Regions from separate parts of the Homo sapiens genome. Here region 1 is linked to region 2. Evidence: read pairs that join two places in POLR2A ChIA-PET (ENCODE). Cell type or tissue: PC-9. All regions are shown on one strand. Each heading gives the region's core, and the rest is flanking DNA. Links, peaks and the distances in the headings are about the cores only. Region 1 overlaps MRTFB (myocardin related transcription factor B). Region 2 overlaps MRTFB (myocardin related transcription factor B).

Region 1 (12,488 bases), core at 4,956-9,955, 57 kb after region 2:
GTTCTGGGCATCAGTTCACTTACTTTTTTTTAAACAGATGGCCTCGTACTTTCATCCACTCCCTCCACTCCTAATTATCAGACCAAGAAAGGGGCACTGATGGCATCCTGACAGCCCTAAGTTCTAACAAGGATAACGAAGCAGAAATGTCAATACGCTTCAGTGCCATGTGTCCTCTAACTACTCAGCTACAATGTCTTCAACATGGCAGGCCAACAAAATGTAGATATGATCAATCAAACATCCGAATTGGGAGGGCTATCCAATGAATGGAATAGCTATTCCGTGAAAATGGACTGCGGTGCCTACATCCCTGCATTAAGTAAATCCTAAAGGAAAAGATTTCATATAAAATTTACTGAGGTTCTCATGCTTATGTTTTAAAAACCTTTCTCACAACTTACTGCTGGAAATAACTGCATATAAACGAAAACAATTCTCATTTTTTTGTTTGGATTCCTTATGACAAATGGGGTACTTTTTGTTTATAAAGCGAAACCCCAACACTTTGAATAATGAAGCCTTCAAATAGTACTGAGATTTATTGATACATCTGAAAGCTAAGGCTCTGCTACAGGAAGAGACTCACAGAACTGCACCATGTCATCCTGCCTGAGTGTAAAATGTACAGGCATCAGTCTACTGGATAAGCTTCCTTGTAAAGTCTACTTGCTCACCAGTGCTTCTGCTGCTGTGGAGAACATGAATTTCAGGAGTAAATGAGACCATGTCATGTTGCTCCCTGATGTCTCTATCAGAAACCCTTAGAAATGGTGAAAAGGTAATGAAAGAGAAAGTGCTCATTCTATGCTCAGCCCAGACAGTCACACCTTTAGGGGTCCTTCCTATCTGAATAAATACACAGTGTTCAGTCTTTCTGGCTAAATTTCAGTTCAGGGCCTGGCCTCATACCTAAACACACCCTCCACTCTATAACATGTCAAAATTCATTTGTAATTTTTATAAGTTTTTTCACTCTGGTTAAGAGCACCCTCTGAAAAGAAACTGTCATCTATGAAGTAGGGAGATTATACTTCAGTACAAATGTCACTTTATCATGTCATTTCATTATTTTTTTCCTCAATCCCAGCCAATACTAAATCATGGTTTCTATGTCTCAGCAGCCAGAAACCAGGCAGAGTTTCTCCCACAGGGAAGTTACAAATTCATCTGACTGCAGAGAGCTTAAATTCTTAATATTTCTCTACAGTAAAGATAGAGAAACAGAGGCCAGTTGCCTCTTTAAAACTGCTACTCTTTCAATTTCAATAATTTCTATTTCAACACCTAATTTATGCCAATCCTTGGCTGGACTGACTTGGACGAAGGCATTAGAAGCAGACTATATTTGTAGCAAACTGGGCTAATTTATGCCAATCCTTGGCTGGACTGACTTTGACGAAGGCATTAGAAGCAGACTATATTTGTAGCAAACTGGCCAATGTGTATAACTGCAGTGTGTAGTACACTGCAGCAGGATTCCATTTCTCCTGATTTCAGCAATGGAAACAGGAATCCATGGGTGTATTCCAGGGTCCCATAAAGTCCCTGAATCTAATCAGCACTGAGTAAAGGCACAAGGGCTGTCAAGGGCACTAAGGAAATCCCTGAACTCATTCTTACAGCTCAGACATTTCCTTAGTGAAAAAACAAACAAACACCCTCCCCCATATCCCCCCTCCAAATATGGAAGAAGAAATACCCTTGTTAGGATAAATTGTATATTCTCATCACTCTCTGAACTTTATTCGCTGAACTCAAGGCTTCCTATTCAATAAAATTTCCCTGAGCACCTTTGATCAGGAGTTTTGCTGGGTGCTGGGATATGGAGATGAGTAAGATCTATTCCCTGACTTTAAGGTAAGTAAGGAAGCCAGACAAGAAAACAGACATCACAACATAGTGTGGTAAAGAATATTAGATGAGAGCAAAGTGCTGTGAAAGCAAGGAGGTGTGCAGAGGGAGGGGTTTTAACACAACTGGCCAAGGATCAGCAAAGGGATCCCAGAGGAAGTAAGTGCTGGAGCTGAGTCTCAAAGAATAAGATTGTAAAGTAGAGGCAGATGTGGAAGAAAGAGAGGGCACTCCTGGCAAAGGGAGCTGATATACAAATGGTCTCTCTACTCCAAGACTTTGTATCACTCAACATGCTCTACTTCACCTTCTCCTTTCACCTTAAAGCTAATGCAACAGCATGCCCCCAGATAGAGAAAACTGCACATTCTAAAGTACCTACCATGAAAGGGAAAAAGGCAGACACACATACTATGTGAATATTATTAAACTCCAAGGCATGTAACAAGAGAAATAATACCATGTTTTAACATACTGCATTGTTTGCTGGACACAGAAAGTTTGAGAACAAATGAAACTAAAGAGCCAATCTTTAACACTGAAGAGCTAACAGTTTTTAAAGCAAGTATAAACACATGGAAATTCAGTTGCATTTGTTTAATTAGAATAAATAATATCTGTAAGTCTAAACGTAGATGTGGTGGGTGAGTTGAATTTACTCTAGAAAACACAAAAACTCTAAAGTAAATATCTTCTTATCTGTATATGACCCTTAATTATTTTCTTGAGTCCTTGAGAGGGGGGAAAATGGTTCCCTACCCAAAATATTAAACATGTACGAGTGATAACTCAACACATTTTGTCATTTCACCCCCAACTGGAAGAAAGGTATCATTATCATCTCCACTTTACCAATGAAGAGGCGACGTTAAGCCCGTGATTAAGAGTCAGGATTAGAACCCAGTTTCCTGACTCAAGAGTCTGGATTCTGGTTCTTGCACTGTCACAAAACTAGCTGCTTAGCCCACTTGCTGTTTTCTCCTCTACAAAATTAAGTTTTAACTTTGAAAATCAAACTATCAAAGGAGCAGCTTGCTCTTTCAACCACAATTTCTTTTTTTTTTTTTAAAAAGACTCAGGTTGCACTTTATTTTTCTTTAAAGAGAAACTAAAATAATACACACAAACCCTCTGCCCTCATGGCCATTTGAAAATAACTCCTCTATTTTTCTCCTTTTGTTTCTTCCCTACAATTGACCACCAGTCCCATTAGTGCCTCTCAGCAAACAGCTGTTATGTATTTTTCAAAATACCTAAATATAGTACCTTGATTTAAATTGGAGAGGAACTCAAACTTTCTAATAGGGACACTGAGAAGATGTTATTACATTAGGCTGGTTTCACTCCACTTATTTAAAAAATCATAGAATTCTATGCCTTTTTAATGATGAAAATCCTTTTTTAAAAAAACTCAGAACTTGTCTTAAACAAGGAATAGTTTATTGGAGAAATACCTGTTACTAAGTGACCCTAAGTTTTCAGTGGGATACTGATGTAGATCTTTATAATAATCTCACCTCACTCTACCCCCAAGTTTTCCTCCTCTTCAACAGAATCTTGTCAGCAACACTTGCCAAAACTATTACAGCTACAGTTACCATGACCACCACAAACAGTGTTAATAGAAATTGAAAGTAGATTTGTCAATCAAACCCAAAGGAACATCAGCTGTGTGCAAAATTACTCCTGGCATATTCTAACTCATTTTTCACAATACAGCAACCAAGAAGGAGATGTGTAGTCAATGTAAAATAAACTTTAAGAACTAATAATTTGGGTTTGGTCTGATAGATTTATCCATAGAATTCACCAAAATACGATACCTGAGACACCAACTTCTCCAAGGGGCTCTCCTCATGCCACTCCTCACAAGCTAAGCACTATTCTGTGTATTCCCTCTGCACCTCTACTTGCTTCTACCATAGTTATTACACTATAAGAAAAAGGACATAGGCTATATATCTTAACTTTGTGTCTTAACTTCTCTGAGCCTCAATATCTTATATGTCTTAGAGAGGAAACAGCTCAAATCAGCATCTGAAATGAACTACACTTTACCCTTAAAATCAGAAAAACTTAGCAAAAAAAAAAAAAAACCCTACATAATTATGTGTACCCACAGAGAGAGTAAGCAGAAAAGAGAAAGCAGTGAAGAAAAGAGCAGAAAAATCAATGAAACAGAAAACAAAAAAATCGAGAAAAATCAATAAACCAAAAGCTGGTTCTTTGAGAAGGTAAATAAAATTGATAAACCTCCAGTTGGACTGATCAGGAAAAAAGAGAGAAGACACAGATTACCAATATCAGGAGTGAGAGAGGCAACGTCATCATAGATTCTATGCTAATAGGGGAATATTATGAAAAACTTTAAGCCAATAAATTCAACAACTTAGATGAAATGGACAAATTCCTTGAAAGATACTACTAAACTCACTCAAGAAGAAATAAATAACCTGAATAACCACAGATCTATTTTAAAAATTGAATTTGTAGTTTAAAATCTCTCAAAGAAAACATTAGATCCAAATAGCTTCACTGGTGAATTCTAGCAGATGTTTAAGGAAAAATGTAATACCAATTCTATCTAAATTCTTTCATAAAATTGAACAGGAGAAAATCCTCCCCATCTTGTTCTATTAGGCCAGCATTAACTTGATACCAAAACCAAAGACACTAGAAGAGGCTCTTATGTCCCTCATGAGCAGAGATATAAAAATTCTAAACAAAATTTTAACAAATTAAATTCAACACATAAGAAAAGGTACATGACCAAATGGGGTTTATCCTAGGAATGTAAGGCTGGTTTACCATGCGATACACAATACAATTCACCCTATTAACGAATTAAAAAATAACAACCATATGATTATCTCAATAGATGCTCAAAAATATCTAACAAAATCCAACATCCATTCCTGATTAAAAACTCTCAGCAAACTAGGAATAGAAGAGAACATCCTCAACCTGATAAAGGAGTCCACAATAAACCTATAGCTAACATCACACTTAATAATAAGACTTAGTGTTTTCCCTTTAATATGAGGAACAAGACAAGCATGTCCACTTTTACATTTCTATTCAACATTACACAGGCTCTGCTAGAGGTTCTGCTCGTTCAATAAGGCAAGAAAAATAAGTAACAGGCACTCAGATTAGAAAGGAAGAAGTAAAACTGTCTTCGTTTAAAAATAACATGATTATGAAAATCCAATAAACTCTACAAAAAAAGCTAGTAGTGAGTATAGAAAAGATGCAGAATGGCTGGGCACAGCAGCTCACACCTGTAATCCTAGCACTTTGGGAGTCCGAGGTGGGTTCACCTGAGGTCAGGAGTTCGAGACCAGCCTGGCCAACACAGTGAAATCCCATCTCTACTAAAAATACAAAAATTAGCTGGGCGTGGTGGTGTGTGCCTGTAATCCCAGCTACCTGGGAGGCTGAGGCAGGAGAATTGCTGGAACCAAGGAGGCGGAGGCTGCAGTGAGCCGAGATCGTGCCACTGCACTCCAGCCTGGACGACACAGTGAGACTCTGTCTCAAAAAAAAAAAAAAAGAAAAGAAAAGATGCAGAATACGGCTGGGCATGGTGACTCACACTTGTAATCCTAGCATTTTGGAAGGCCGAGGTAGATAGATCACTTGACCAGTCAGGCCAACAGGGTGAAACCCTGTCTCTACAAAAAATACAAAAAAATTAGCCGGACATGGTGGTATGCACCTGTGGTTCCAGCTTCTTAGGAGGACCACTTGAGCCAAGGAGGCGGAGGTTGCAGTGAGCTGAGATTACACCACTGCACTCCAGCCTGGGTGACAGACCCTCTGTCTTAAAAAAAAAAAAAAACCCACCAAAAAAACCCACGTAATTTTATATTGAAAATTTAAAAAATACTATTTTAATAACACCAAAAAATACAAAATATTTAGAATAAATCTGACAAAAGATGTGTAAGATCTCTACTTTAAAAACACTGCCTAGAGAAATTTTAAAAAATATAAATAAATTGAGAGAAATAACATGTTCTTGGTTTGGAAGACCCAGACTTAATGTTGTTAAGAAGTCAATTCTCTCCAAACTGACTATCAATATCTCAGTCAAAAATCCCAGCAGGCTGTTTTGTATAACTTGAAAAGCTGATTCTAAACTCCAAATGGATATGCAAAGGACCCAGAATAGCTCAAACAACTTTGTAAAAAATTAAAAAGTTGGAGGACTAACACTACTAGATTTCAAGACTCATTATAAAGCTACAATAATTAAGACAGTGTGGTACTGGTGTGAAGACAAATAGATTAATGAAACAAAACAGAGGCCAAAATAGGCCCACATTTATGAACAACTGATTTTTTTATAAAGATGCAAAGGCAACTCAGTGAAGTGAGAATAGTCATTTCAACAAATGGTGCTCGAACAACTAAATAGCCATATGCAAGAAATATGAACTTTGATCTACATCTTTCACCACATGCAACAACTAAATCTAAATGGGCCATATTGCAAAATTTAAGTCAAAATGGGTCATATACCAAAGTGTAAACCCAAAACTATCAAAATTCTACAAGAAAACAAAGGAGATACCTTCTCTGACCTCAGGTTAGGTGGAGCTCCTAGTTCTAACACCAAAAACACAATGCATAAAATAAAAAATTGATAAATTGAACTTTATCAAAATTAAGAACTGCTCTTTGAAAGAATGTTAAGAGGGTGAAAAGATAAGTCATAGGCTGAGATAAAATATTGCAAATCATAAATCTGATAATCTATATCCAGAGTATACAAAGAACTCTCAAAACTCAGTAATAATAAGAAAACAAACAACCCAATAAACATATAAAAGATTTGATACTTTACCAACTATTGGCAAATAAGTACATGAAAATATGCTCAACTCCATTAGTCATTAGGAAAATGCAAATTAAAACCACGATGAGCTACTTCTACACATCTATTAGAATGAATAATGTGAAAAGACTGACCATACCAAATTCCAGACACAGAGCAACTGGAATTCTCATGTACTGCAGTTGGGAATATAAAAGGAAATGACAACTTGGAAACAGTTTGGCAGTTCTGAAAAAAAAGTTAAACAGACACCCATCCATCCTACTCCTAGGTATTTACTCAAGAGATAACAGAGTCCATACGAAGACTTGCATATAAATGTTCAGATTGATTTTATTTGTAATAGCCCAAAACTGGAAATACCCAAATGGCCATCAACAGTAAACACATCAACAACAACAACAAAAACAGTGAACAGATATACAAATTGTGGCATATCTACACAACCAACTATGTCTAAGAAGAAATGAACTATTGATGTACTCAACAACATGGACAAATCTCAAAATAATTAGGCTGACTGAAAGAAGTCAAACAAAGAAGAGTACATACAACATGATTCCACTTATACAAAACCCTCGAACAAGCAAACTAATCTACAGAGACAGAAAGCAGATCAGTGGTTGCCTGGAAACAGGGGCAAAGGAGCATGCAGGAAGGATTACAAAGCCATACAAAGAAATTTTGGGGGGTGATGGATATGTTCATCATCCTTATTGGGGTGAAAGTTTCATGGGTGTACGTGTCAGAACTGATTAAATTGTACACTTTAAATGTGCAGTTTACTGGATGCCAATTATACCTCAATAAAGCTGTTTACAAAAAGAACAGTTTACATTTTATAATATCCCATTTGAATTGTCCCTTTTTAATTAGCATACTGAAAATCTTTCACTATTGCAAACCAATTGCTGTAACTGCTTCAAATACACCTTTTCCTTTGACCTTTACTCTATATAAACACAACTACAAAAGTTAATTACTACTGGATGGGAAAGTGAACAAACCGGTCTTCCTGGATTGCACAGTGGTCTGTTTATTAGCTTCAAATGAAACCTGAATGTTTAGCTAAACTACCAGAACTGAATGCTTGGTCACTTAATACTGAAAATATTACAACCACAATCTGCCCTAAAGGGATTCATTAACTCAAACGTTTATTGCACATATACTCTATGTCTGGCATTGTTGTAAGTGCTGGATTTCATGCAGAATGGTCAGTACTGAACTGCAAGGCCACTCTGCATCTCCTCTTAGAATAATTTATAAGGTCATAATCATTGCATTTAAATAACACAACTAAAGAAAATCAGTGGAAATAGGCTACAGGTAGACTAAAACAATGATTCTTCTAATACAAAGTTAAGATAATAAATGCTAATGATGACTAAAGAACTGTAGTCCAAGTGCTTAGAATTCTAGAATGAGAGGTATGTCTTGAAACCTAAGTGAATTCAGGACAAATATAAAGAAAACTACTTCTATGTACAGCAAGAAGAATGGAGCTTGACAGCTCCAAGAGGTCCTTCTGGCTTGCAAACACCAAAGAATGTAAAAAGCTTAGGAACAGGGACCCAAAATGATTTTTTAAAAAACATACTAGGAAGTTTTAAGTAAATTATCTAAAGGTTGGTATCAAAGACAACATTCTGTACCATAGCATATTCTTTACTGTCGATTTTAGAGAATTCTATAGACCAAGTATGAAAGTGACATTTTACAGAAGATGTAAGCTTATGAACTTATCACAAATAAAACCCAAAGGTCCACATCTCTTGCCACAATATGTAGGCTATTTTACAGCTACTCGAGGGCATCCATTTGAAAACCTTTTATTATCTTTTCTCCCCTGCAATAGTACTTCTTTTTTAGACTTTTTCTCTAAAAGAATCCAATGAACTCCTACACTGGACATATAATCAATAAAAATCTCTTGTTAGAGCTAACTGCTGGTGACACGTGCTTCAGAATTCCTTAGAAATAGTTATTCCTTTTCTAAATCTCAGGTTGCCGGCCAGGCACAGTGAGTCACACCTGTAATCCAACACTTTGGGAGGCCGAAGCAGGCAGATCACTTGAGGTCAGGAGTTTGAGACCAGCTTGGCCAACATGGTAAAACCCTGTCTCTACTAGAAATACAAAAATTAGCTGGGCGTGGTGGACATGCCTGTAATCCCAGCTACCCGGAAGGCTGAGGCAGAATTACTTGAACCCAGGAGGCGGAGGTTGCAGTGGGCCAAGATCGCGCCACTGCACTGCAGCCTGGAAGACAGAGCGAGACTTGTCTCAAATAAATAAATAAATAAATAAATAAATAAATAAATAAATAAATTTCAGCTTGCCTCTAAACTGTCATGTTCTTGTTCTCAAAAGAACAACTGTACTAACCAATAAACTTTTAGTAAATTTTGCCTGACATGATTCCCTGTCACATGTTCTGAACATATCATACCCAATTTATATCTACATTAGACACTACTTGTAAGCACTGTTGTAAATAGTGCATTCAGTACAGTTTGTAAATATTCTTATTCTGATAGAGAAGCAATAATCATGAAAACAAAAGATCAAAAAACAAACCACAGTATTCAGTCATTTTACCTTCTCTTTTTTGTTTTTCAGATTTTGAAAAGTGAAGATGGTTCTGTTTTGGGTAAAATGGTAAGAAAAGTATCCAAAAGCAGAGACATTCAACAGCTGATAGTTAAAATGATGAAATTTGTCCATTTCATTTCCAGTATTTACTTTTAAAATGGTGAAATGATGCCTGATGTAGTTTGAGTTTCACTCAAGTTCAGAACAAAGGTGTGGTTCTCATGACACCTGCACTGCCAATTATTGCCCTTTCTTTTGAAGGAAGATATTGTTCCATGGCTTAACATCTATAGGCAATTTATAATGTGTACTTTATATGTAGCATCTTCATTCATCCTCAGAACAACTCTATAATGGAGCATTTTACAGGCAGGTAGAGTGTTAACAAGCTTAAGTAACTTGCCCAAGGTCACAGAGCCATTTCCCATTATTAATAGCACAGAGGGCATCTTGAATCCTCTACAAGGGAGTCTCCCAAGTCAGGCCCCAAGTGGAACCACACTTGCCTGATAATGTGGACTCATTTCACCATAAGCACTTGATGTTTAATTATTCTCAGTGTGGTTATTATTCTCTAAGTCACTGTAATCTGACTGTATGTCTTAACATGGGAGAGAAACAACACTGTGGCAGGACTGGGTATACCCAACAATTTACCTTCCATGCACTGCCTTTCAGGTAGCCTTTGCTATCATAATCTTACAAAGTCAGGCAAGTTCTCTTTGGTAAGATAAGAAGACTATTTTAGACCTACGGGGTGCCCTAACCAGCAGTGCTATTATTATTCCTGGTGATGTTTAAAGTGGCTTTATATATTTAAAATAATTCTGATAGGAAATGTCAGTGTTTATCATACAAGCAAATAATTAGCATAAAGCTGTAACAAAAAGGATAGATAGATGGGTAATTTATCCTTTGTTTCTCCAAAAAAGACTCCACATTCATTAATGACAGCATGGAACACTGGCTTTTAGAATGATGCTCCTGGAGTGCAGCGGAGCGCCAGCCCTGCTTTCCACTATTCCCTGACCAAAACCCCTATTCTACCTGTATTATATACTGCAGTTTCACGGAAAACACACTAATTAAAGAAATTTACAAACCACATAATTCCCACTCTCTTAGAATTTCTGTACGCCATTTTGCTAACTTTGAGATGCAGGGTGAAACTTAGATTTTATTAACAGGAAGAAGAACTAGGTGAATAGCTTCTGCTTTCTCTGTCCATTAAGAAAGATTATTCAATAGGGAGCATAAACAAGATTTGTCAGCTACTTAAAACTATAGAAACTACAGATGAAGCACATTAGAAATATCTCATCTGCTTACATATATATGTAAAACTTATAATCAATTATCAAATTCATTGTATCTGCTAGGCAACACTTCAGCCTAAATTCTACCCACATTTAAACAAATGCATTTTAACTGTTTTATACTTTCTACACTCAGACAAATTCTTCCCTTAATTCAACTAAATCTAGATAGAGATTATTTAATGCCCTATTATTTAATGCTCCTTTTTGAGTTATATTTATCAGTCATTAAAAAAACTGGAAATTAAATGAGTGGAAATACTGTATACCTGAAAGCAATCTTGTCATCTTACATGGTGCAACAGGAGTGAGCCGGACAAGCCCAGAGACAAACTCTGTAAGGGATTCAGGCTTCTTTCATCGGTGCCACATGTTTACCATCATCTAAAAGAGCTGCTTCCTCTCTCCCTGACATCTACACTGTAACTTTTTTCTCCACTTTGAATGACACTACCTTTGAAGACTTAATTAGCAAAGAACAAAGCTGACTACTTCTTAAAAAATAGAATCATTTCAGAAAATAGAAAAAGCTATATTATGTTAGATACATTTTTAATTCTTTTTTCCAGGAGCTGATAAGGGGTGCCTCCAGAAATTAACATTTTAAAAACTTCAGCTCTGTAACTGATTTTAGAAGTGATACAATTTGCAGGGGTCTGGGATCCTGGCACAGAAATTTTCCATGTAATTACTTAACTATGCAGAACTCAAACCCAGGATTTTGACCTCATCATTAAAATCTAAAATATACTTTCCCAGTCTTTGAGTCACTTTGGTAAAATTCAAAATATACAAAGTTTTAGTCTATTAGATATTTGTTCAAACTTTATCTGAAAGAACAAGCATTAATCTGCAATTCAAATGAAAATCTGTTTTTTTAAATGATCATAGTATCTATATACCCTAGATTAATTTAAAGAGCTGAGATGCTGTAACTCGATTTGAGTTCTTAGAAATGCTCTACTAAATTACAACTTGCTAAGATACTGACCTGCATTCAGAGCCAAATTTAATGAAAGTTCTTTAGTGAAAAATTAAGTAAATAAATAAAAATGGCTCACATCTGTACTGCAAATTTAAAAAAAGGAATCTAGGCAATATGCAAAAACACAAAATATATGCAGTTTACTATAATATCTTGTCATATGGAAGGGTGGCAGGACAAGAGTGCTTGGCCTATAAAAGTAATACAATTGTATTTATGCTTTAATTTGTAAAAAAAAAAAAAATCCATCTCTCAAGTATGAATATCACTCTTTATATAAATACAACTGTGCTTTTCTAATATTTACATAATAAAAATTATAGCATATCCAAGCTACCAATGGTTTGGTTTTCCTGACTACAGAGGGAAGACAGAGTTGGAAGCACACTGACTTCAAAAATTAAAGGGTAAAAAAACCAAAGTCAAATTCCATGTCTAGCCTAGTGTTCCAATAGTCATTAAGAGAGAGGAATCAGGAGTCAGATTTCAAGATGCCAAGATATGAAGTCTATAATTCATTTTATTTTTATATAAAAGATGAAACTAAGTTAACATCTGCTATTTAGACTACAAAATTTAAGTCTGGATGTAAGCTGAATTCTTACTTTTAAGGTGAACTTCCAGTCCTTTCCATTCACAAATAGGACTTGATTTATTAAGTTTCCTGCTTTGTATCTCCACAGTTGATCAAAGCACATTTTCTTAGTACAATCTGTATTGTTCCAAGTGTTTTATAAACATCTCTTGTGAGAGTTTACAGGAGTGATCTGAAATCATATCCAAAGTTTCATCCCATGAGTCAGTTATTCTTAAAAAGGAAATAGAATCTGTCTTTATCACCTTTATTTTCCTATCTATCACAAGTCTAATCATAATCTGTAACAAAATTTTAAAAAAA
Region 2 (12,488 bases), core at 1,173-6,172:
AGTGGTTTGTTTTTGTGAGAAGACACATGGTAACTAAGAAAGTCAAAATAGAAGTGCTAGGTATTTAATTTACATGATTATAGTCCTTAAGAAAGCAAAAGTGGGGGAACTATCCCTTATAAAAACCATATAGCTTAAAAATAAAAATTCTATTGGAAAACATTCTGCAATAACACATTAAAACCAATTAATGCATTAATTCAAATAATTACATTTTCAAACATTTGGGCCAATAAAATGAAACTATATATAAAAGTCATTTGATAAAAATAGAATATGATATATTCTAAAGTACAAATTATACATTGACAATTCTAATTTTCAAAAACACAGTCTTTCCACATTTCCTTTATTCAGTGATGTCTCATTTATTTGGCTTCTATCTGTAGTATCAGTATCAGTATCTGTAGCATCAGCAGGTCACTTGGACCAAATGAACCTGAGAACCAAACTCAATAGTTCCTTGTTGGAGCTGCATCTATCTGCTGTAGATCAGTTATTCTCCATCTCTGTGGCCAGTTTTGACATGGAAGCCTCCCTCACCAAGCCCACTACTAGAGATTCCCATCTGTTCCCTGTCTCCTAACTCCCATGCTGGCTTCTCAGCAACTGTGAGACAGGCACACAATAGCTCATGTGGGCAGTAAGGGGTGGCCCTGTGAACCAAGGTGGGAACCTTAAACCACTAGGCCCAAGGCTAAAAAGTAGGGAGTACAGACTTTGGGGAGCCAGACCACAGAGATTTTGATCAGATTATGTTTCCATGATCATGCTGATGTGTACTTTTGAGTGGTATTATCAGATAACCTCAGTGATATTCTATCTTATTTCTATTCTACCACTCAAAACTCTTTATCAACCTAAATTCTTCTTTAAAGCTCTGGTGTTCAATAAAGAATGAGAATCTATGACATGTTGTGAAGATTTGACTGGACAATTAGCTCTAAGTAGAATCCTCCCAATATCACAATATAATCATGAGCTACCAAGTCACTCTGATATTCCCTATTATATGACATTTGTTTAAAAAAGATTTCTACCTTCATTGATATAAAAGTACTATGTGCACATTATGAAAAATGCAAACTATAGAAAAGAGATGAAAATAGTTTATATGCATGTAAATTTCCAAAATAATTTGATATATTTCATTGCAAGACCTTTTCCTTTGCATGGGGGAGTGGGGAGTGGTTGATGGGAGGAACGCATGATGGGAGGGTGTGAAAAGGATGGTTAGCTGCACCCGTGATAGATCTATTATTCCTTGCTTTTTTTCTTACTATAACCTAGATTATCCTGACAAGAAAGTTCCCATTTAATATACATGTGAGAAGGAAAATACAGTCTTTAGTTGTCTCTTTTAAAGGCTGAATCTTTTGCCAAGTTGAATCAAATTCAAATACTGAGGAAAAGAGAATATTTTAAAATTTCAATATTTCTATAAGAGAAAATAATACACAATTAATTATTTATTAATGAACAATGGATTCTGCCAACCAGTGAAACCTTTCCTCCTTGAGGCTTCAAATTTAAAAAAAGAGATGACTTCTTGAACCAATGGAATGACCATGCCATTATCTCCAAGCAATCCCAGAGGCCCTAGCACGGTATCTTCTATGACAGTCTTGCTGACCATTCTGTATCAACAGCAAAAGTGAAAAGCTACTTGCCATGAGAACCAACCATAACTATTAGCCTGGTCTTTAACCAACAATTTAATTTCGTTCATCCACTGATCAAAAAGCAGAGCAACTTGGTACTTCCAGTAAGGTCTGAGCGTTTGGGTGGGTCCAAAAATAAACTGATATTGCTACTGTAGTCCTAGTCAGAAAGTTCATCCATATGTACTGAGAGGAAGCATGTGTCACAGGAAAAGCAAAGGTCCTATGTGAAAATCCCAATTCCAGACCCTCGTTTTCCAGCCATGATGGAATAACAATCATTGGACTTAACTTCCTGCCATAAGAAACTAGAAAACTGGGCAAAATACATGAAACAATTGCTTTCACACATTGGCAAACAGGTAATGCAGGGCTGTGGCCCCTGAGAGGAGGGAAACAAATGAGATGAGCCCATAATTGCCCTAACTTTCTGCCTGGAGGCAATTTCTAGACTGTGGGTAAGAGGAGGGAGAAATCACACAGGAGCTTGTTAGGCTTGCTGAACTGAGGAGACAGAGATGAGAGGAGAGCTTAAGCAGGCTAAGGCAGCTGAAGTTTCAGGGAAGATTTGTGAAAAACAGGATCTATGCTGAAAAAGAGTTCCAGAAACCTGCCTAATGGTGCCCTGGAGTCTTTGCTGAGTGCTAAGCTGTATGTACACAGAGTAAAATCTCACAAGTTTGGGCAAGAAATGACCAGGGACTATAAGCTAAATACTTCCCAGAGTGCATACAAGGTCGGGAAACGTTCGAACTGCAACCAGCCTGAGTGAAATGTCCTCCCTGGGGCACTTAGCAGGGCATGCAGCAGAGATACCTTTAAGGGGAGTCTCCCTGGCACGAATGCTACCCTAGATCTTTCCTAAAAAATTTAAGAAAGGCCTTGAAGGTGATCCAAAAGTTACTTAGCTGCCTACCAAACCAAAGCCCAACTTTCTTTAACTGAAGACAACAAAAACAAATTCCACTCAGTAATGCAACATTCACAAAATTATATCCAATGAAAAATTACTATACTACTTACACCAGGAAGCAGGAAAATGCAACTCTTAAATAGGAGGAAAATTCATCAATAAAAACAGACCCAGAATGATGAAAATAAATGAAACTATTAACAGCTACTATAACTATATACAAGTATTTAAAACATAAATATAACATGGAGAAACATGGACAGTAAAAAAAGAACAAAATAAAACTTCTAAAGGTAAAAGGAAAATAATAAACTTTTATTGGGTGGGATTAACAGCATATTAGATATGCATTTTAAAAGATCAGGGAATACTTGAAAAAAAGAGGTATATCTAATAAGGCACTGTAAAATAAAAATAAAGTAAAATGGGAAAAAATTAAACAAGGTAAGACAAGAAGAATGAAGTGAGACAGAACACATAAGACAAAAAAATATATATACATAGAGCAAGATGATGGATGATAGATTTGAACTCAATTGTGATGGGCAGCCTTTAGGGTAGTCCCAGGGATCCCTGCCTCCTAGTATTTATGGTCTTGTATAATCCTCTCCCTTAGAGTAATTTGCTTCTAATCAATCGAATATGGTTAAGTTTAAGGAATGCTACAAGAGATTATCACTCTGTCTTGCCAGAAGACTTCTCTCTTACTGGCTTTCATAAAGAAAACTGTCATGTCAGAGAGACCCAGGTGGCCTCCAGCCAATGGTCAGCAAGGAACTCAGGCTCTGAGTCCAACAGTCCTAAAAGAACTGAATCTTGCTAAAAGCAAAGTAAGTAAGCTTGGACATGAACCCTTCCCTAGTTGAACCTTCAGATGAAACTCTGGCCTTGGCTGACACTCTGATTACAGACTCCTGAGAGACTCTGAGGCAGAGGTACTCAGCTAAGACATGCCTGAATTCCTGACCCACAGAAGCTGTGAGATAATAAATGCATGCTGCATTTGGCTGTTATGGTTTAAAGAAATTCACTACAAAGCAATAGATAACTATTATACCACATATACCAATAATTACCTTAAATGTAAATGATCTAAATATTGCAATTAAAATTGTAAGAGATTGTCAGACTACATTTTAAAAAGATTCGGCTCTATGCTATCTATGAGAAATCCATTTTATTTTTAAAATTTCTTTTTTAATTTCTACTTTAACAGCAAGCTTATCCTTAACATTTAAAAAATTTTTCAAAAACGGAGATGAGTCTCGCTCTGTCACCAGGCTAGAGTGCAGTAGTGTGATCCTAGCTCACTGTAGCCTCAAACTCCTGGGCTCAAGCAATCCTCCCACCTCAGCCCCGCAAGTAGCAGGGACTACAGGTGTGTGTCATCATGCTTGGCTAATTTTTAAAATTTTTTTGTAGAGACAGGGTCTAGCTTTATTGCCCAGGCTGATCTTGAACTCCTGGGTTCAAACGATCTTCTCACCTTGGCCTCCCAAAGTGTTGAAATTACAGGCATGAGCCACAATGTCCAACCAGAAACTCACTTTAAATATAAAGATGCAGATGGGTTAAAGGTAAAAGCATGAGAAAAAGATATTTCATGTAGTTGTAAGCACATGATACTTAGAGGGGCTATTAATATAAAACAGAGTAGACTTTAGGAGAAATAATCCATGTTGGTGGTTGGAGTTTTCAACATTACTCTCTAATTGGTAGAACAAATAAAAAGAAAATCAATAAAGGTATAGAAGACTTGAACAACTTTATTAATCAACTGAACCTAATTGACATTTATATAACCCTCAAAAGTACATGAAACATTTGGGGTCATTTAAGAAATATATGTATTTTCATGAGAGAATTTATTTTAAATAGTTTCAGTGTAATAACACCACTGGACCCTGACAGTTATAATTTAAGACTCAGTTCTTGAATTTCTTCAAATTAAAATTTTTTTAGTCCTAACTTGATATGAGTTTAAATTCCATTATCTAGAAAATCCTTCAAATTATAATATTTGGGTATTCAAATAAAATCTTCAACTTTTTGAAGGTGCAATCATTTTCCTTCTCTTGAGGGTTCAGAAAGCGCTGAGCAATCCAAACAGCTACATGATTTCTATGCACAAACAAGTACAAAAGTATGCAACCAGAGGTTTCATTGGTTCAGCAAATTGTTATTTAACCAAATTCCATTTTTCTGAAAAAGATGGAGACTAACAAATATACAGAGATAAAAAAGTTGTTAGAAAACATACTAGAAAAGCAATACTTTTTCATATTAAGATCATGACTAGTTAAATATCACTGTTATTCTTGGCTTGAGAGAAACAGTAACACACACATTTATCTTTTTCAGCATACACATTTTATTTATATTTTAAACATCAATTAAGAGCCACACAATTCTCTAGTACAGCCAAGAACTCAATAACTAATTTTGACCAATTAAGCAATTTATTATTTCACTTTCATTTCCTTTCTTTTTTTTCCACTAAGGAGACCTAAAATATGCTAGGTTTATGACAGGTTATTAGAATATGATAACATGAATTTTATTTTTAGTACTAATTTTGTGAAGCTTGGTTGAAAGCATCATAAATCAATTTACTTGCCTGTGTCCCATTTTTAAACTCATTCCCAAAATATATTACATTCCTACAACAGAATCAGATATCAAATCTTAAGAAATTTTTGATTGTATAGGACTTTTATTTAGCAGTTAAAACTCTGTTAATTCAGTTAAAGAATTCATTTAAAGGATTAAAAAGAAACACACGAAGAAGGAAACAAACCATACAAAAATTCCCCAACAAACCTGGTCCTCCCAATGTGGAATGCCGTTCACCCTGGAATTTCATACATGCCACTCACAGACTTCAGATGAGACCACCATGAGGCTGTTAGCAGTTAAGGACAACTACAAGCCAAATAAATCCCAACTACCCATTTCCTTAAGTTCTCCAGGCTCCAAATCTCTTGGGTTCTGCCCTTCTCCTTTATTTTTAGCATTATATTCTTCTTTTTAAAAAAAGAAATGCATAAAAATACACAATAAAATATTTTAAGAGGATCCAGATTAATTGAAAAACAACTTATAGATCCACCCCCTCTAGTGACCTTACAGCATCATCTAAACAGCTGCCATTACACCAAGATTTCATAGAAGAATATTCTATAACAACCGAACTGTTTCTGTTTCACATATTCTAAAGGTCATTGTAAAACATATGATATATGTATATCATATGTATATATTTATATATATGCATAAACATGTTTTTAACATACTTGTTTATACAAAGATAATTTCTGAATTTATTCAATTTCTTTGTTAAATGATTGGGTTTATAATGAAAAAAACTTAATTTAGAGATGTGATTATGACATAGATTTCCTGGAATCAAAAAGAAAAAGAACTTAGAAGACAACTCAGAACACAAAATCTCTTTAAACATTACAAATAACTGTTTTATTACTTCAAAATACCAAAAATCTTCTGTATAGTACTTATCATATATATCAAATGACTTTTAAAAGAGTCTCAGCAACCATATCTACTATCTTAATCTCTTCAGAACAAGCACATAAGGAGAAAATTCTATAAATCAGTCCTCGATGACAGAGGGTTTGTTTAGGAGTTTACCAAATGGAACAACCCTGCTGGAATTCCTTCAAGTAGCCTGTGAAAATGTCAGAATGGAGTCTGTTTTGGAGGTCATAGTCCCTAGAGAGCTCTGAGTTTTGGCCTGTTTGTCTTTTCACATGCTTTAATATTTGAAAATCCTTTTTTGTAGACACTGACTGATGCCCAGAGAATGCTAGGATTGTGGGAACTGGCAGTACCAACAAGAGATGAACTTCATGGGAAATCAGTGCCCACTGCCTTTGCCCTCTCAGCACTCATCAGATAAGCTGCTCTTCAAATGTTATGAAGGTACATGGTGAGACATTAAGAAACTGAATGTCATTTTGCCTTTTTAAAAAAGAAATACTTGTAGAAAATGGGAGCAAAAGTTACTGGGACGACCAAAAGAAATGCTAAGTTATAAAACATCATGGTGAAAATTCTGAAAAGCCACACTGACTTAGTAAAAATTAAAACACAGTTGACCCTTGAACAACATGACTTTGAACTTCATGGGTCCACATATATTTGGATTCTTTTCAATAAATGTGTTGCAAAATTTTTTGGAGATGTGTGAAAATTTGAAAAAGCTCAGATGAACCACATAGCCTAGAAATATCAAAAGAATTAAGAAAAAGTTAGGTATGTTGTGAATGTATAAAATATATGTGGAAACTAGTCTATTTTTATCATTTACTACCATAAAATATACACAAATCTATTATAAAAAGTTAAAATTTACCAAAACTTACATACACATACAGACCATACGTGGCACCATTTATAGATGAGCAATGTAAATCAACATAAATCAACTGTAGTGGATATTGTACTACTGTAACAATTTTGTAGTCACCTCCTGTTGCTATTGTGGTGAAGCTCAAGAGCTGCGAGTACTGCTTAAAACACCAAGTGATGTTCATCATCTCCGCGTGAGCAGTTGTCTCTCCAGGAAATTGCACATAGAAGTAAAAAGTAATCTCTTGAGGTTCTCACATATTTTTCATCATGTGTAGTGCAGTACCTTAAGCTCTGCATAATGAGACTCCTACGAAGTGCCACTAGTGATTCTGGAGGTGCTCCCAAGAAGCAGAAAAAAGTCATGACATTAGAAGAAAAAGTTGAATTGCTTGATATGTACCATAGATTGAGATCTGCAACTGCAGTTGCCCACCATTTCAGACAGATGATTCATTTTATAAACAGACTGTGTAAACTTCCAGTATTGATAAATACAGTAAAATACTGTAGATATGTGTTCCTCATAATTTCCTTTATTTTATTTCTTATGATGAGGTCTTGCTATATATTGTCCAAGCTGGTCTTGAACTCCAGGCTCAAGAGATCTTCCTGAATAGCTGGCACTACAGGGGTGAGACACTAAACCCAGCTCCTTATGATTTTTCTTAATAACATTTTCTTGTCTCCAGCTTACTTTATTGTAAGAATACAGTACATAACGCATATAACATATATGATATGTGTTAATCAACTGTTTATGTTAAAGGAAGACTGCCAGTCAACAGCAGGCTATCAGGAGATAGGCAGCCAAAAGTTATACATGGATTTTTTACTGCACGGGGGTCAGTGCTCCAACCCCTACATTGTCCAAGGGTTAACGATACTGCATTCTCAAAATATACATACTAATAAAGTGCTAATTATGTGCTTGCACTATTCTCTATACTTGATTTAGATTACTTGATCTAACCCTCAGAGCAATCTTATGAAACAAATACTAGTGTGATCCCCACTTTGCAGATAAGGACACTGAGGCAAAGGGAAGGTAACTAATTGGTCCACATTCACATAGCTAGTAATGGTGTGGCTAAGATCTAGGCTTAGGGTGGCTCCAAAGTTGGTGCCTCCATCATGGTATTCTCACATCAGGCATGCAAGACTGGGTTAATTAAAACATGTACTGAGAGCCTAAGATGTGCCGTATGTGTGCTAGTCACTTTAGATGCTTTATTTCATTCAATCTTCCCAACAATCTAGAAGGAATACGTAAGATTATTCCAACCACGGCTTTGAGGGGCCTGCCACCACACATTTAGTGCAACAGAGCACGCTCCTGCCAGGCTTAACTCTACAGCCCTCCTTCTTTAAAACTAGGTTCTTCTTTTTCAGTTATCCACAAGAATCATCTCCAATCATTTTTCTGTATACAGTCAGGGAAATGTCTTTTAAAGATCTTTGTGTAACAAGTTTATGAGAATATACTACATCATGAACTTTCAACATTGTACTAGAGGCTTAAAAATCTAGGAATTATTTTAGAGTAAGAGGCACAATGATCATTCAATAAATGTTTGCTAACAATAATTTTAAAAAGTATCATTTCCATTCTTGAAATATCAATTTTTTAATACTTTGGGAGAGCGGAGTATTCTGATACAGCGAACTTTTCCTTCCTATAATACGTGGCAGTGGTTTGATCAAGCAGTCCAAGCAACATTCTTCTTAACTGCTATGTCAGGATCAAGGCTTCTGTCAAAGAGGGTCTTCTATTTTGTAGCTATGAATCGCAAATCTGCAGAGTGCTGACCAACTGTAACACTTGTCAGTTTTTAAACTTAGACTACAAGAACCAAAGGCAAGCCGTGAATCAGACTTTTTGCTTTTCTTGTTATGTCTTCATTAAACGCAGAGGCCATATATCAAAAATTTAACTGGTGAAATAGACACCCAACGATTAGCATTTTCTTAATGAAAACAACAACATAAATACCATAAAAATATGAATTTTGGCTTTAAAAAGAGCTGAAAATTATCTTTTAGCTGACAGTTTGATGCTATTATAAAAATCTTAACGCATACGTGCCAACCCTTAAAAACCATCAATAGAAACTACATATTCTAAATCAGACACATTATTTTTGAGAATAACAAACAAGTCAATTACTCTCTTCTTTAAATATGGCAGGAAAGTCTGACTAATTGAGAGAGCTGGCAAGTATGTTTACTAATACAGATGTGAGGTCTGTATTAAACAGCAACACGACTAATTTGTATCTAAGGAAAAGTCCATTGGTTAGCTGAGATGGAAGTTATCTTCCATTCTTTCTGTTCCTGCTGCCCAATGAATAGCACACGGCAAACACGACAATGAGATATAAGAACACATGATGTAATGAGGAAGGGCCGCCAGGGAGACACATGGGCTGGAGGCTGCTGTACGGATGTCATAATGGGCAAGCTGTGACACAGAGAGCACCTTAGACTTACCCATGCTCACAGACTGAGTCAGCAGAGGAGACTGAAGTCCTGACTCCCAAAAGACTACACTTCCTGTCAATAATAGTGAGGGCAGTCGGTGAGGGCAGGAGAGCCAACGTACGGATTAATGTAAAGGAGTCAGAAAAACATGATATTTGCTAATTAGTCTAGGTAATTATTAATTACAAGCCAAAGAGAAAATTCCAACACGTTACTTTAACATATCAGTCTTACTGTTTTCTGTCACAAGAGTACTTTATTATTGCTGTCTTAAAATACAAGCTAAGTAACAAAGAAAAATTGTCATGGATCACTTTTTTCCAGTACATTCCCTGTATTCATTAGGCTCTTTTATAGGTATGGTAGAGAACAGGTGTCCAAAACTATCTTTTCTCTTTTTTAGCTACAAGAGGTCCTTGTGACTGAGTTACGTGGCAGACATAAGTAAACGGAGCCCCACTTTAATTTTCCTAAGTCTCTCAGCCCAGCAGAGGAACTAACTACTTAATTCCACAAAGTCTTGTGAGGTCTAAGTAGCTAGGAGGTTATAGCTGAGTCATACTTATTTAACTGATCATTTATATTATGTATATTATCTTTCATAATTGCTTTCTGAGGAAAAGCAAAGACTATTTCTTAATAAATTTGTTTTAGTTTATTCACTGGTCCAATGTGTAATATAAATGACATGGTGGGCTCTACTTTTATGAAAGTTATCTCAATCTATATAGAAAATAATGTACTTCTGTGACTTCAGTAACTATAGAAAAGTTGTCTAAAATGTTAAGTAAACATAAAACAAGTAAACAAGTTTAAGATGATGTGGTCTCATCATCGGTTTAAACTGCTCATTACTATTACGTTTTAAATCTTACTGTTAATAAATGTGTTAATTATGATGCCTCAAAGGTATTTCAACAAGAGGACACAATTTAAAGACTAAATAAATTACTCAAAATGAGCTTCAGAGGTGCTGTAATGGGGTCCATGGTCTTGCTGATGCACAAAGCTTCATCCACCCCCTCATTGATAACTAAAGCAAGCCCATGTTAGCATTCTGATGCTGCTACTCCCGCAGGAGATCAAACTCACTGCCAGCTACAAACGGGAGAAGGTAAAGTCACACACAGCCCCCTCCCTCGCTCCAAACACACTGCATGGGTGTGCTCTGCAATGCACTGAAGCAAACAAAATCCTCAGTAACAACAAAAACTGTCTAAATAAGACACTCAGAGTAGAAAAATAGAAGGCAGACAGGGTTACAGGTGCTTATTTACACTGTGAATCAAAACATACTAATAGGAGACATCATAAAGGTTATTATGAAAGAGAATACCTCACCCTTAAGGTACTTACAAGGCTTCTTTTTCATTTTGAAGGGTTCAAGAGATTTTCACAAACAAAAAGTATGAGAGCTGCCACATTTTCATTTGCAGTTGTCGGGAGGCTTACAGCTTGCTTTTAAAACTATAATTGTGTTTACTATAAATCCCAAAGCCCAATTTTTAAAAATATTAATTTAAAACAACCAAGGAAAATTATATTCACAGAGTATATACTTCTTTTCTCAGTGTAAGTACTCTAACTCCTGAAAGCAGGAAAACAAGCTACTATCAGAATGTTTATTGATGTCCTTGAGAATTACATGAAACACTCCAGATCCTAAATATGTTAACAGCAAAGCCAACGACAAGATTTTAGAGAAATTTATTCATTTCTAATACTTCCAGTTATAGAAAGGGAAAGCAAGAATTCCACAGCTCTGTCTTGGCTATTGAGCATCTATTTGTTTCCTGCTCGTTTATGACACTATGACAGCTTTCTGTCTGGCTATCTGCTCCAGAGAAAAGTAGAAATTTCCTCTTTCTCCCTCACCAATCTCCATTCATTCATTATACCAGCTCACCTATGGCCTCAAGAACCCAGTTTTGCCCAAGACAAATGTTCATTGCCATTGTATATTTCCAGATACTTGGACTGACAGTAAGCCTAGCAGGTTAATGAGAAGCAGGGAAATGCTTTCAAAGTGAAACCCCCAAAAAAGGCCAGCTCTAAATATATGCCATTCATTTTCTATAGTGTGAGGCAAGCAGCTTTCTTTGGCTGGGTTCCATGGCTAGGCAAAGTTCACCTGACTGTTTGCAAATATATTAATACATGTATTGAAACCAAAGCAAAGAGCCATCTTGGGTTCTCTTGTGTGCAGCAAACTTCTGAATAAATTATTTTCTCTCTAGTAAGTGATCATTTCAAGAACTGAAAAAGAGATTATCTAAAGTTATTCTGTATGATAAATTTAATGGATGGAAAATCTTAGAAGATTTCAAGATAGGACTATAAGCTCAAAACCCTAACAACTGCAGTAACGTTGTAATACCGAAGTTTAAAATAAGAACGGCAAATGTCATTCCTCTTTATTGAGGCCTAAAACACACTGACTACTTCATAGTGAACAGAGTTTGAAAAAGCCTTTTAGTTCAGGAAGAGGGAGGTAGATGATACTGATTTTACAAAAGTCTAAATCAGCTGGCCTGTGCTATTTCTGTGACCATGTCAACATGACTGCTCCTCACCTTAAAAGTACCTGGACTCAAGACATACCATAAAGTATTAAAATACCAAACAGTTTTTAAAAATGAAAATCTGTATTAACTTCTCTGCTTACTCTGTAATAATACTGGCAATGACTTAAAACCTTAAATTCACCAGCCAGCATCCCTGAGGGTTGCTCTGCCTGTCAGCTTACCGGTCTTGCACACGACCTCAGGAAGGAACAGCTTCTCCCGCAGGGTCCCCTCAGAGTGTAGGCACAGGCAAAGGGCTGCAGCTCTTTCAGTGATGTTGTTTCTACCCACTTTGTCTTTCCTTGCTGAGCTTTTCCAATTTAAACACTAACGTCCTATTCCTTTGACTGGTTTCCTTTTTATTCCCAGTCTGCTCATGTGAAGGAATGCAAATCGTGAGAAAGATGGATCTAACGTGTATTTAAAATGTTAAAATGAAGCTCAATCCCCTGTATATGCATTGTTTTAGTAAAGGTAGATTATGCATGTGTTTCTGTATAT

What was found. Peaks named below come from ENCODE experiments on the same cell type or tissue, not always from the same donor. Only the 100,000 strongest peaks of a DNase experiment are listed, where the experiment ranks them.
Region 1: POLR2A ChIA-PET joins it to region 2 with 5 read pairs; 3 of 35 experiments call an interaction of 5 or more read pairs at or near these places.

What each region holds. Positions count from the first base shown.
Region 1 is chr16:14,092,590-14,105,077 of GRCh38, reverse strand. The region is part of intron 2 of MRTFB (myocardin related transcription factor B); the gene reads right to left. Among named protein-coding and RNA genes, the nearest start is that of MRTFB, 28 kb to the right of the region's middle. In PC-9, for the core only: no CTCF peak of the experiment used is centred there; DNase peaks (open chromatin) are centred at 7,747 and 8,697; H3K4me3 peaks cover 2,234 bases; H3K27ac peaks cover 4,099 bases.
Region 2 is chr16:14,145,674-14,158,161 of GRCh38, reverse strand. The region is part of intron 3 of MRTFB (myocardin related transcription factor B); the gene reads right to left. Among named protein-coding and RNA genes, the nearest start is that of MRTFB, 81 kb to the right of the region's middle. In PC-9, for the core only: no CTCF peak of the experiment used is centred there; no DNase peak of the experiment used is centred there.